Linked DNA regions of Homo sapiens: region 1 is linked to region 2. A link is an interaction called in ENCODE POLR2A ChIA-PET data of the cell type or tissue named here. Cell type or tissue: Panc1. All regions are shown on one strand. Links, peaks and the distances in the headings refer to the core of each region. The heading gives the core; the rest is flanking DNA. Region 1 overlaps GABRR3 (gamma-aminobutyric acid type A receptor subunit rho3). Region 2 overlaps CRYBG3 (crystallin beta-gamma domain containing 3).

The links. Peaks named below come from ENCODE experiments on the same cell type or tissue, not always from the same donor. Only the 100,000 strongest peaks of a DNase experiment are listed, where the experiment ranks them.
Region 1: POLR2A ChIA-PET joins it to region 2 with 5 read pairs; 2 of 35 experiments call an interaction of 5 or more read pairs at or near these places.

What each region holds. Positions count from the first base shown.
Region 1 is chr3:98,025,242-98,029,241 of GRCh38, reverse strand. GABRR3 (gamma-aminobutyric acid type A receptor subunit rho3) reads left to right here. Exons shown (of 10, transcript NM_001105580.3): 3 at 3,563-3,675. Among named protein-coding and RNA genes, the nearest start is that of GABRR3, 8.1 kb to the left of the region's middle. In Panc1, for the core only: no CTCF peak of the experiment used is centred there; no DNase peak of the experiment used is centred there; H3K4me3 peaks cover 622 bases.
Region 2 is chr3:97,924,019-97,933,542 of GRCh38, reverse strand. All of the region lies in intron 17 of CRYBG3 (crystallin beta-gamma domain containing 3), which reads right to left. Among named protein-coding and RNA genes, the nearest start is that of RIOX2, 44 kb to the left of the region's middle. In Panc1, for the core only: no CTCF peak of the experiment used is centred there; no DNase peak of the experiment used is centred there; H3K27ac peaks cover 1,516 bases.

The DNA.
Region 1 (4,000 bases), core at 1-4,000, 98 kb before region 2:
ATTACCAAGACTCACGCCTACTGTTTCTCAATCTTCATAATACTTTGTGGGAAAGGACAAAAATTAGGAATGCCAGTGAGAGGCTCTCCCACGAATTGAGATTTCTTTGCCTGATCCCATCAGGACTCAGACTCCTAGAAGATCCTCTCCTCAGACAGAAGAAATCCAAAAGCTTCTTCTCAGTAGCGGCTAAACTGAAATCATTTTTTTTTTCTAGAATGGGGGAGAGGGGAGAAGACACAAAGGGATTTAAAGTGGTATGTGTATAGAATAAGACTAGAACACTCTGAGATAAATCTGATGCTCCATGATATAGTGATCCTTTATTAAGCAAATTTCCTTCTGTCTCCTTGGTTTTATTTCATCCTTCATTTTATTTACCTTCCTATGTATGCATCAGAGGCCTTCAAACGAGGGTGTCTATCCTCCTGGGGTACAATGTATTATACCTCTAAGGGTAGATGCAAGGTATCTGAGGGGCATGTAGACATGAATAGTTTTAAAACAGTTTTTGGATCTTTAACTTCCCTCTGACCTCTTTCTTAAAACTGATCTACTCACCACCTGCAGTGTCCTTTATTACCTCCTTTTAATGATTGCTCTGTCCCACCTGGCAATATACAGGCATCCCTCTCCCTCTTCCTGAATCCTACGAGTATTGCCCCAGCGTGTAAAAAGTTCCTGGGTACAAAGAGATCATTACAAATATTGTTGTTGAGATAGCGGATGATGCTGTACTTTTCTTAATGGCAATTCTCTATTTTTTGCTTTTAACAAAATTGAAGGAAGAACCTAATTAATTTGTCAGGTTATAAATAATTAAACTGATTGTTGAAGATAAATTCTACAGTGTGAGTTTTGAAAAGTAAGTAAGGAGTTTAAGTAATTAAGTTGCTTTGTTAAAAGAATACTGAAACAAAATTTCTTCAAATTCCATGTACTTCCACATATATGAACAAACTTTCTCAATATTTCCATCTATAAAGATTAAAAAATAAGAACAGAATTAATGCAAAAACCGAGTTTTATTCCAGCAATGAGTAATACCCATTTGCCGATACATAGAATAATTGGAGAAAGTGAATCATCAGTTCATTAATAAATACAATTTTAATAAAATTTTATTCTTAATTTTAATAAGTATCAATATTTAAACAAATTGTTTTATTCCATTCATAATTATTATAGAAAATAAAAAAGTTAATTTCTATGCTTACACATTTTTCTTACAAAGGTACATGATGGAGTGATAAAATTATATGAAGTAAATAAAATGGAGATAGTAGTTTTTTTTAAAAAAAGAATGATATAAAATTTCTGATTTTTAAAAAGCTTGTTCAGGTATCTTTAAATGCATAATGTGTATATTTAGATTCACTGGATACACTTAAAGGAACAATATGTTTTATCTGAAATCATCAATATTTGAGTAATTTCAAAATTTATGATGAAGAAATGTAAATGTCTATTTAAATATATGTGAGGGGAATATATAGATTTTCAAAATTCTTTAAAAGCGTATTTAAGCAACAGATCCTTTTTGGGAAATAGAAGGTATAAAAAATACAAAAAAAGGCAAAAGTAGATAAATATGGAACATCTCATTGTGCACCTGAAGAGCCCTCAAGTTAGAACAGGTGCAGGTGCTTTCGCACGCTGCCAAGAGAGCATTTCACAGTGGGCTCTGTCTTAAGCATTCTTGGGATTCTTAATTAAGATTTATCCTTTTCAATCTCATGGAGAGGTATGCTTCTGAGCACACACATTAGTGACATGCCATTTAGCTGTATTAAAAGATTATTACCAAAGAGGTTTACAAATTTTCATGAGTTTTCACTCATAGTTACATTTCCATTTTTCTTAAAATAGTAACAAGTAGTTAGATTTATTAAATGTCTACTATTTTCTAGGCCGGTGGATCTCTTGAGAAATTGTTATACATGCAAATTGTCATACCCCAAACCTATTGAAACAGAAGCTCTAGGCATAGGGCCCAAACAGAGCATAATTTGGATGTATGCCAATGAAAATAATGTTTACTTTGGCTTGGTGACTTGAACATAGTAGACATTTAATAAAAGCTAGCTGCTATTTTTTTTTAATAAATAGTTCATTCTAGCTCCTTGAAAAAACTTTTCTAGTTAATTCTAGCTCCTTGGAAAAACTAGTTGTATGTGTTCAATTATTCATAGGATATAATGGCTTAACATGTTTAAAATAAAACTCATTGCCTTCTACCAAAAACAGATTTCTTTTCCCAACTTCTGCATTTCTATCAATGATAAACTACACATCTGTAAACCTCTGATGGTTTCAGCCAGAAACTTCCCTATTGAAAGACCACACTGGGTGATCTCAGGTGCCCATAAGATGTATTCCTTTTAGCAGCTGCTCCAGATTCTGAAATTCTCCCCATCGAAGTCACTTTATTGTGTAAGAAAGTTCACCTACATGTCTTATATTAAAATTCACATTGGTTTCCGATGTGAATTAATATTTTGTATTAATACAAAAGCATATTAGCTATTCAGAATGACTAGGATCCACTTAGTAGAGCCCTCAGGGTCTTGCGTTATTGCTCCTGCTGCCCACGATGATGATGATGATGATGATGATGATGATGATGATGATGATGATGACAGCCACCTTTTTCTGGAAGGAGGTGCTGAGCAAGGTCTCCGGCTGAAGGCTGCTGCAAGTTGCTCACAAAGGAGCTATGCTAAAACAGACATTTCCCCTCCACACCCACAGTATCACTGAGAAGTAGGTGTCACAGGGCAGAAAACAAATCAGGGAGGTCCAGCAACCTGCTCAAGCTCACCGACACAGGGAGAGACAGGGCCTTATTCCCAGTCAGGACACCTAGGGCCAAGAGGCCACTGCCTGCTTTCCTTCGTCCTAGAGAACTGTAGGTAAAAACAGACATCACCTACTTCACAATTTGACCTGGCTTCAGGCATAAATATTGCCATCCCTCAGGCTCTAGAACCCCGGATGGGAATTCTGCCCGGTGCGCTCTCAGCCTGCACCCTGTATTTTCTGCTCATTTTGTCTTTGTAGAACACTGCCTTAATCTGTTTACAATCTTGCGGTCCTTTCGTTTTCTCGCTGTCTTCGTGCAGAGATTGTTCAGCCCCAGTGACCCCAAGGATCACCTAGGTAGCTTGTTCAGGTGCAGATTACTAGGCCCTGCTTCCTAGGGGACTGATTTAGTTGATCTGGGACAGGAGTCCATGAATCTGAGTTTTGATCACCTCCACTCAGGTAATTGGGATTTTCCAGGTCTAAAAACCGTATTCTGAGAAACAATATGAGTTTGTGCATTAAATCCAACTGAGTTTGTCACTTAATGTGCTCCAAAATTTGGTTTACCTTATTTGCTCCACACTTATATAATAAAGAACAAATGTTGACAGCTCTTTGGCTTAATATGAACTGAGAAAATGAGCTTTTATGTATGTATTTCAGAACATGTTATGTTGAGCACAGATGGCTAACCTAAATCAAAATATCCAGAAGCATATGTATCTCAGAAGTTTTTTTTTTCCCTTTGGGGGAACAGCAAACAAGAAACTAGAATGAAGAAAGATGACAGTACCAAAGCGCGGCCTCAGAAATATGAGCAACTTCTCCATATAGAGGACAACGATTTCGCAATGAGACCTGGATTTGGAGGTGAGTATTATCCTCTCAAAATTCATTTCAAAACCCATTGCACTGTCAAAATGGAGGTGAAAATTTAAAACAAGACCAAAATGCAAGTAAAGTCCATCAGTTTAAAACAAAAAAAGAAGGCTTTTACAATCACCTTCTCTTTAATGAGAACAATTGATGAGTTATCCATTTTAAATTGACCAAAAAAACTCATTTTCCTACTATGCACACTGTAGTAAATAGTATGTGTTCCATAAATAGAGAATGGATATATGTTGCCTATACACCAACTTATTTTCTAACTAAAATCCTTAAATTGGATACATGTTATTTATAAAATCTTATT
Region 2 (9,524 bases), core at 2,788-6,787:
GGAAAGATTAGATTTTATTAATAATTTTTGTTCACTTTTTTGTAAACTAAAATTCAAGTTATCAGAAAAGCAATCAATCTCATAATAAAAACAGCCATAATAAAGAGACCCATGATTCCAAATCACAGATTAAGGTCTTGTGGTACTGTAATATGGACCATAATTAGTCCTGCCAATGCTTTTAGCTGGCAACAGAATAAATATGGAATGGAATGGCACCCTAATTTCTAGGAGGTCACAGGAGCAGTCACTAGGAATGTAAGACTCTGTGGTGGTAAGCTCTTAAAAATATTCCTAGGAGGAAGAATAAAGGCATTTTTAATTTAAAAAAAGCTGAAATGCACAAGAATGGTGGTGATTTCTGCATTAAAAGTATTTCTTCAACCCATCATGTCAGACAAGAATAGACTCAGTATTGCTTTTTCATTCATTAATGTATGCAAGACACCATGTTAAGAGACTTTTGGGGGGATGATAAAACAAGGCACCATCTATCCTTGTGTCTGGGGAATTACTAACAAATAGTTAAATTAAAACTGTACAGATATTGTAATGTAATCCAGTGCAGAAAAAGATATGCTGTGTCAGAGTCCTCAGTAGAAAGCTAGATTATTTTTAGCAGAAGGGAGCAGGAATCAAGCTTCATGGATGTGGTGGCTTGTGAGCTCAGTCTCAAAGGATGCAGTGGATCTGGAAAGAAGATGGTGAACAGAGGGAAAACATTCTGTGCAAAGCAAGACAAGAGAAACACATGGGACATGTTGGGGGAACGGCAAATCAGCCCAACAGGAAACAGCGGCAAGTGCTCCCACAGTTTGTTATGGTGCATTGCACTGCTTGCTTCTCCTCCCACACTGACAGGACAGAGACAGATCTATTCCCAGTGGAAAGTTCTTGAAGCTTCTGAACTAAGGACTATGAGTGGGCTGAAGCAACTGCAACTCGGTAGATAAGAAGCAAAGCACTAGCAGCAGGGGCAGTGGAGGGTCAAAGAACAATAAATGAACAGGCAGAAAATAACAAGCTCTCACAGTGACCCTCACAAGGGACCTGCTTATACTTGCATAAGAGAAGGATGAATTATGAAATAGTTTTTCTTTGCAGCAGTGTTTGGAACAGTGAAGGGTGTGGAATGATTTAAACGCCCATCAGGAGAGGACTGGTTACATAAATTATGGTTCATACACAGAAGAATCATATACAGCTGTAAAAAAGAATGGGGAGCTCTTTATGAAAGATCACCAAGATATATTGTTTAGAAATAAACACAAAGGATGGTATGAAAAACGTATTTCATACACTACCATTTGCAGAGAAGGAAAATTTCTGTGCACATACATATGTATGCGCTTGTACACACATTAAAATTTTTCTAAAAAATAAAAAAAACTGGTAACCATGGCTGCCTGTTGGGAAGACTGTGTAAGAGAAGATAAAGGGCACAAGTGCACAAGTGGAAGCAAAGTTTTTCACTAAGTGCCTTTTGGTATATTTTGACTTTTGAACCATGGGAATATTTATTTTAAATTGGTATTATTAATTTTAAGTTGGTAATTATTACACGTTGGCATTGTGTATATGTATTTTTTAATGGCCTTCAGGCAATCTGTCTGACAACAGTATAAGTGAAGAACAGAGAGAATGGAAGTAACGGCATCAGTACTGGTGCAATATATGAGGTCAGAGAAAAATAGACCCAGACCTAAAACAGGGGTTAGGGGGAAGGTTAGGAGTAAAGGATGGCCAGGAAGACTATTAATATCACAGTGATAAAACAGACATGCTAGTTAAGGCAAACAAATGGAATCAGTAAGTGAGGAAAAATGTGAAAAGTCATGGCTTGGGACATGCTGGTATAATCGGTTATATATAAAGAAATCAGGAGGAAAGCATGCCCAGATATCTTAATGTTGAGATAGAGCCAGGATAATCTTAACAGTGATGTCCAACATATACTGGACCTTTTGATCTGGAGTTCCAGGGAAAGACCAGGTTTAGAGATGTTGGGTTTGGGAATTCTCAGAATCTGGGTAATAACTAGAGCCATGGATAAGAAAATGGAAATGCAAGGAAACTAGAACTGCACTGACATACACAGGTGGGCGATGATGAAACATGGGAGGTGGAAGTGACTGAACAAATGAATCAGGAGAAGACAGCCAAAACAGAACCCATTTACACTGTAGAAGTGAAGGAGGAAGAGAATTATAAGGAAGACTTGCCCCATGGCATCAAATTCTTTCCATGTCGAGGGAGAGGGTGACTGAGATATGGCTGTTTGGGTTTGATAATCAGAAGGCAGCTAGTAACCCTATGAATGCTGTTTCAGCACCATGTCAGAAATGAAGTTAAAATCTAGGTTGTAAGGGCTGAAGAGTAAGTGGTGAGAAACTGTACAGGCTATAAAGGTATACAGACTATTAGAAAAATTTGGTGAAGAGCAGGAGGGAAACGGGGTAGTGGCCTATGAGCATGCTTTGTGGAAGGCGTTAGTGGAATAGAGAGAAGCTGAATACTGCAAGGCAAAAAGGATGTTCCAGGGAAGGAGGGAGAGGTACAATCCATTGCTTCCCATCAGTTCATGAGGAAAAAGATCACTTTGGAAAGGATGAACTCCACCTCTGAAATAAAAGGAAAGATAAAAAGGATGCCCAGAAATGTCCATTTAAAATCAGGAAATGTGTGAATAAATTTCTCTTTACGTTATGTGGCCAACACTGTCTGCTGATCAAGGAAAGTTTAAAGCATCTTCCAGAAGTTCCTGAAGTGATAGAAATGTTATGTATCTGGACTCTCCAATATGGCAGCCACTAGCCACATGTGGCTTGTGTGATCAAGGGATGGAATTAATTTAAATAACCACAGGTGGCTAGTGCTATGGTGTTGGACAGTACAGATTTAGGAGTTAGAGGATACTGGCAAAGAATGTAACAATTGCTGTGTGCAGTGAGACCATAAGCTAAGATGGACAGGCTACCTAGGAGCATTGATTTTCCCTCAGTAGACACCACTGACTGCACCAGGAATAAAAACTCATCTCTAATCACTGAGTTATTGAGTGGCCACAGGCAAGGTTAGGCACCTCTTCTGCTATCTGCAAAATAAATTGGAAGCATCCCAACAGTTTATAAAATAAACTGAAAGTAAGCAGACAATAAAAATCCACAGCCCTGACTATATTGGTGGATTTTTTTCAACATCTTCACTCTCAAGATTTTTAGAAAGTATTCCACTTTACCTTTTTACACACATCTACTTGTTGAGTTACTGATTAGTGAGGAAGAACAGATGGCAAGGAGCCTGGCCAGTGCTCCAAGTCAACAATCAGCAGCACTCTCCCCAGAGAAGAGCTGGCTGGGGTAAGAGCAACAGACATCTACATCAAAGGCATTTACTGGTTACATGATGTTAACTGTTTTATATCCCAGAGGGGGAAAAAATCTAGAAGCCTATTATGAGAAAGTAATTTAAATGCTAAGCATTATTCTAAGAAAAATTGACCTGTGTACATTTTTCCTCTTCCTTTTGCAGAATGCCTACAAAGATATTTTTCAAAACGCTGGTATTGTCACTGAAACGCCATTAAATTCAATCCCATCATTCTAGCAATTCTACCTCTAGAAATGTATCTCAAGAAAAGATAAAAAGCTTGATGGAGGGAACAAAAAATGTGTAAACATCTATGTTTTTAAAAATAATGATGCAGGGATATTGAGAAAAAAATTGTACAAGATGACAGAAAATATTTGAAACATTTTAACAGCTTATATAAATTAGTAAGGGTACTCTAAGAAACCTATTGGACAAATGGGCAAAGAAGGTAAGCCAATAGCATTAACCAAAGAAGAGACATAGCTAATAAACCAGCGTGGAAAAATATCCCACCTCTCATAAACAACAAAAGGATATCATTATGTGGTCCAACTATCAAATTTTACATTTGAGAACATCTACTGTTTTTGAAGCTTTGATTTTTTTCTACTTTATTTTAATTTAAATATTTAATTTATAAGTATACTTGAATTATAAATGTATTTAAAGGTTAGGAAGATTAGGAAAGTCAACACAGTGCTAACCTGGGCAGGATGATGGGGGGTGGTTAATAATCTTTTGGAAATAAAGGGTACTGAAGAACTATTAATATTTTAAAATCATATTTTTCTGATACATTTCCCTAACATGAAAATAGGAAGAGAGATCAACTATTAATAATCTTTAAAACTGAAGATGACACAGTAATCCGAACTTTCCAAGCATAAAAAAAAAAATATTTGATTACAGTTTGAGCTCCACAAATGTCTTCGCCTTAGTCCATGTTAACTTTGAAGCTGGCCAACCATTTGTGGCTAAAGGCTCTTCTTAGATGTCAGCAGTTAACAGGACATTCCTGCCGGATTAAGTCTAAATCATGCAAAGAGGATACAGTTTCTAAAAGGAAGATGTAGTTGTCAAAGAAAAAGAATACTCGACCAAATTGTATAAATGAAAATTTCAATACAAAAGAAGAAAACTCATTGTTCCTCCTCATCCCATCAACTAAAATAATAATTTAAATAATTTAAGTGATAATAACAGTAGAAACTAACATATATAGCACTTAATATGTGCTGGGAATTATTGTTCTAAGTTATATACCTATATCTGTATCCATCCATAGATATATATGTGCAATACCTTATTCATTGTTCTGAAATCCAAAAAGCTTTAAAATCAAAAATTTTTTTCCTAGTCAACATAACTCTACCTGAATAAATTGAAGTCTATTTATAATACTACCCAATTTGTGTAGCTGTGCATAAATTTCACTATAGGAACAGAAATATGTTTAATTAGGGGTACAGTCCAGAACCCTGCTGGGTGTGTTTCCTTTTAGGCCATACATGAATCATATTACTGTTTAAAATTTGAAAAACTTTAAATCCCAAAATACATTCAGTTTAGGGATTGCAGAACTGTATTTTTTCATTTTTTTTCCTATCAACTTTTATTTTCTGTTCTGGGGTATATATGCAGGGTTGTTACATGGATAAATTGCATGTCACAGGGGTTTCATGCACAGATTATTTCATCGCCAGGTAATAAGCATAGTACCCAATAGGTGGTATTTCAATCCTCACTCTCCTCCCACCCTCTCTGCTCAAGCAGGCCCTGGTGTTTATTGTTCCCTTCATAGTGCCCATGTGTATTTAATGTTTATCTTCTACTTATAATTGAAAACATTACATATTTGGTTTTCTGTTCTTGTGTTAATAAGCTTCAGATAATGGCCTCCAGCTGCATCCATGTTGCTGCAAAGAACATATTCGATATTCTGCTTTTTTTATGGCTGCACAGTATTCCATGGTGGCTATGTACCACATTTTCTTTATCCAGTCCAACGTTGATGGGTACCTAGGTTGATTCCATGTCTTTGCTATTGTGAATAGTGCTGCCCTGAATATACATGTGCATGTGTCTTTATGATAGAATGATTTATATTCCTTTGAGTATATACCCAGTAATGGAATTGCTAGGTCAAATGGTAGTTCTACATTCTTTGAGAAATCTCCAAACTGCTTGCCACAGTGGATGAACTAATGCACATTCCTACAACCAGTGTAAACATTCCCTTTTCTCCACAATCTCACTAGCATCTGTTATTTGTTGACTTTTTAATAACAGCCATTTGGACTTGTATGAGATGGTATCTCACTGTGTATTTGATTTGCATCTCTCTACTGATTAGGGATGTTGAGCATTTTTTCATATGCTTGTTGGCCATATGCATATCTTCTTTTGAGAAGTGTCTGTTCATGTCCTTTGCTCCCTTTTTAATGGGGTTGTTTGTTTTTTGCTTGTTGATTTGTTCCTTTTAGATTCTGGATATTAGACCTTTGTTGAATGCATAGTTTGTGAATATCTTCTCCCATTCTGCTGACTGTTTACTCTGTTGATAGTTTCTTTTGCTGTGCAGAAGCACTTTAGGTTAGGTCCCATTTGTCAATTTTTGTTTTTGTTGTAATTCCTTTTGGGGGCTTCCTCATAAAATCTTTGCCAGGGCCCACGTCCAGAATGGTATTTCCTAGATTTTCTTCTAGGGTTTTTTACAGTTTTAGGTTTTATATTTTAGTCTTTAATCCATCTTGAGTTATTTTTTGCAAATGGTGAAAGCAAGGGGTTCAGTTTCAATATTATGCATATGGCTAGCCAATTATTCCAGCACCATTTACTGAATAGGGAGTCCTTTCCCTACTGTTTATTCTTGTCAACTTTGTCAAAGATCAAATTTTTGTAGGTGTGAGGCTTTATTTCTGAGTTCTCTAACCTTTTCCATTGGCCTCTGTGTCTGTTTTTTGTACCAGTATCATGCTGTTTTGGTTACTGTAGCCTTGTAATATAGTTTGAAATCGGGTGGCATGATGCCTCCAGCTTTGTTCTTTTTGCTTAGGATTGCCTTGGCTATTTGGGCTCTTTTTTGGTTCCCATGTGAATTTTAGAATAGCTTTTTTCTAATTCTGTGAAAAAATGTTGGTACTTCGGTAGGAACAGTATTGAATCTGTAAATAGCTTCGGGCAGTATGGCCATTTTAATGACATTGATTTTTCCTATCCATGAGCATGGAGTGTTTCCCTTTGTTTGTGTTGTCTCTGAGTTCTTTCAGCAGTGTTCTGTAATTTTCATTGTAGAGATCTTTCACCTCCCTGGTGAGCTGTATATCTAGATATTTTATTCTTTGTGTCTATTGTGAATGGAATTGCATTCTTGATTTGGCTCTCAGCTTGGACGTTACCGGTGTATAGAAATGCTACTGATTTTTCTACACTGATTTTGTATCCTGAAATATTACTGAAGTTAATTATCAAATCTAGGACCCTCTGGGCAGAGACTATGGGGTTCTCTAAGTATAGAATCATATCATTTGTAAAGAGAGATAGCTTGACTCCCTTTTTTTCTATTTGGATGCCTTTTACTTCTTTCTCTTGTGGGCTTGTTCTGGCTAGGTCTTCCAGTGCTATACTGAACAGCAGAGGTAAGAGTGGGCATCCTTCTCCTGTTCCAGTTTTCAAGGGAATGCTTCCAGCTTTTACTCATTCAGTATGATGCTGGCAATGGGCTTGTCATATAAGTCTCTTTATTATTTTGTGATATGTTCCTTCAATGCCTAGTTTGTTAAGGGTTTTTATCATTAAGGGATACTGAATTTTATTGAAAGCCTTTTCTGCATCTATTGAGATAATTATGAGGATTCTGTTTTTAGTTCTGTTTATGTAATAAATCACATTTATTGATTTGTATATATTGAACCAACTTTACATCCCAGGAATAAAGCCTACTTGATTGTGGTGGATTAACTTTTTGATGTCCTGCTGGATTCAGTTTGCCAGTACTTTGTTGAGGATTTTTGCATCTTTGTTCATCAGGCATATGGGCCTGAAGTTTTGTTTCTCCATGTGTTTCTGTCAGGTTTTGGTATTAGAATGATGCTGGCCTCATAGAATGAGTGGTCAGAAACACGCCCAGGGTCACTCAGCTAACAGTTATTAATGGTAGAGTCAGGACTTGAACCAAGAAGGTCTCTAAGACATTCAAACCAAACTCTTCACCAGTAAACTATAATCCTTCTCATAGAGCCTCTCTCATTTGGTTTAGAAAGTCAGTTTCAACATGGATTTACCTTTCTTACTGATCTTTGTTTTCTCCTTATTTAAAAAAAAATTATGATACATTTTAAAAAGAATAACATAGATGACCATATACCTAAAACCCAGAAGTATTACATTTTAATTTTACTATATTTGTATCACATTTTAAAATAAATAAAACATAGCAAATACAGATGAATTTAAACTCCCACCACCCCCAGAGGTGACCACTATGCTCAAGTTGTAAATCTTTTCAGCTCATGTTTTTCTGTTTCTATTAATGGTTATGCATCTTTTGTTTTTAAAATTTACAGAAAATGTATTCTATTGTAACATCTTTAGTAGCCTGCTTTCCTTGCCTACTGTGTTTGAAATTTGACTCTTCATACGTGTAGCTGTCCAATTCATTGTAACTACTATATTTCATTCCCTTATAGGAATGTGTGGTTATTTGTTTCATCCATCATAGCTGCAACAGACATTCTTATTCCCCCCACCATTGTAATTAACACTTCTTCCACTAGCTATATATGAATAATCTTACTTCCCTGCAACTAAGCCAAACCTTAGTATTTTCAGATTTTAAAATGCCTGTAGCTAGAGTAAGCTAATGTTATTTATAATTGTTTTAATTTGTATTTCCTTGATCAGTAGTGAGGGTTAACATCCTTTGGATGTCCTGAGCCATTTTTCCCTCTTCTATAAACTGCCTATTTATATCCTCTGTTGGTTTTTGAAGTGGATTTTTCTGAATTGGTTTGAAAGAGCTCTTCTAATTATTTTATTTATTTATTTATTTGTAGAGACAGGGACCAGCCATGTCCAGGCTCTTCTGAACTCAAGCAGTCCTCCCAGGTCAGCCTCCCAAAGCACTGGAATTACAGATGTGAGCCACCACACCCAGCTAAGAGCTCTTCTTATATTCGGTACACTAAACCTTTGTAGGTTATATGGACTGCAAATATATTCTGTGGCTTGCTGTGGCAGTCTGAATAATTAATGCCTGCCTCCTCTCCCTACCCCACAAATGTTCACATCCTAATTCTTAGAACCTGTGAATATGGTGAATATGTTGAATATGTTACCTAACATGGTCAAGAGGTACTTTACAGATATTAGTAATTAAGGACCTTGAGATAGGCACAATCATCTAGATTACTCAGGTAAGCCCAAAGTGGCCACCAGGGTCCCTGTAAGAGGAAGGTAGGAGGGTTAAGAGACAGCAGATAAAGAGCAGAGACTAGAGTGATGCACTTTGAAGATGAAAGAAGGTCATGAGTTAAGGAATGCTGGTGGCCTCTAGAAGCTAGAAAAGGTAAGGAAATGGGTTCTCCCCTAGAGCTTCCCAGATGAAATGACTGCCAACACCTTAATTTTACCACAGTAAGACCAATTTCAGACTTCTGACTTGTGGAACTGCAAGACTGTAAATATCTGTCATCTTAAGCTACTAAGTTTACAGTAATTTGTTACATCAGCAATAGGACACTAATACATTTGCCTTTCACCTTTTTCTTATTCATTTGTGCTTTTTCTGTTTGAAGAAATCCATCCTACTGCAGTATCATCAGGGTAGATTCCTATATTTTCTTCTAAGTTGTAAAGTTTGCTTTTCACATTTAGCTTGTTATTAATCCATCTGGAACTTATTTTTGTGTTTGGAGTAAAGTAGGATTCTAACTATCTTTTTCCATGGAATGGGTCAATTGTCTCAACACCATTTATTTAACAGTTCATCATAGCTCCATTGGAATGCTGTTATCTTCCAAATTCCATTACTATATAGGTCAGTTTCCATGCTACCCTATTCCTCTGTCCCATTTGTCTCTCCTTGTACTGATTCCCACTAATTATTACTGCTGTATAAAGCAATATATACTTGGTAGGATAAGTGACCCTAC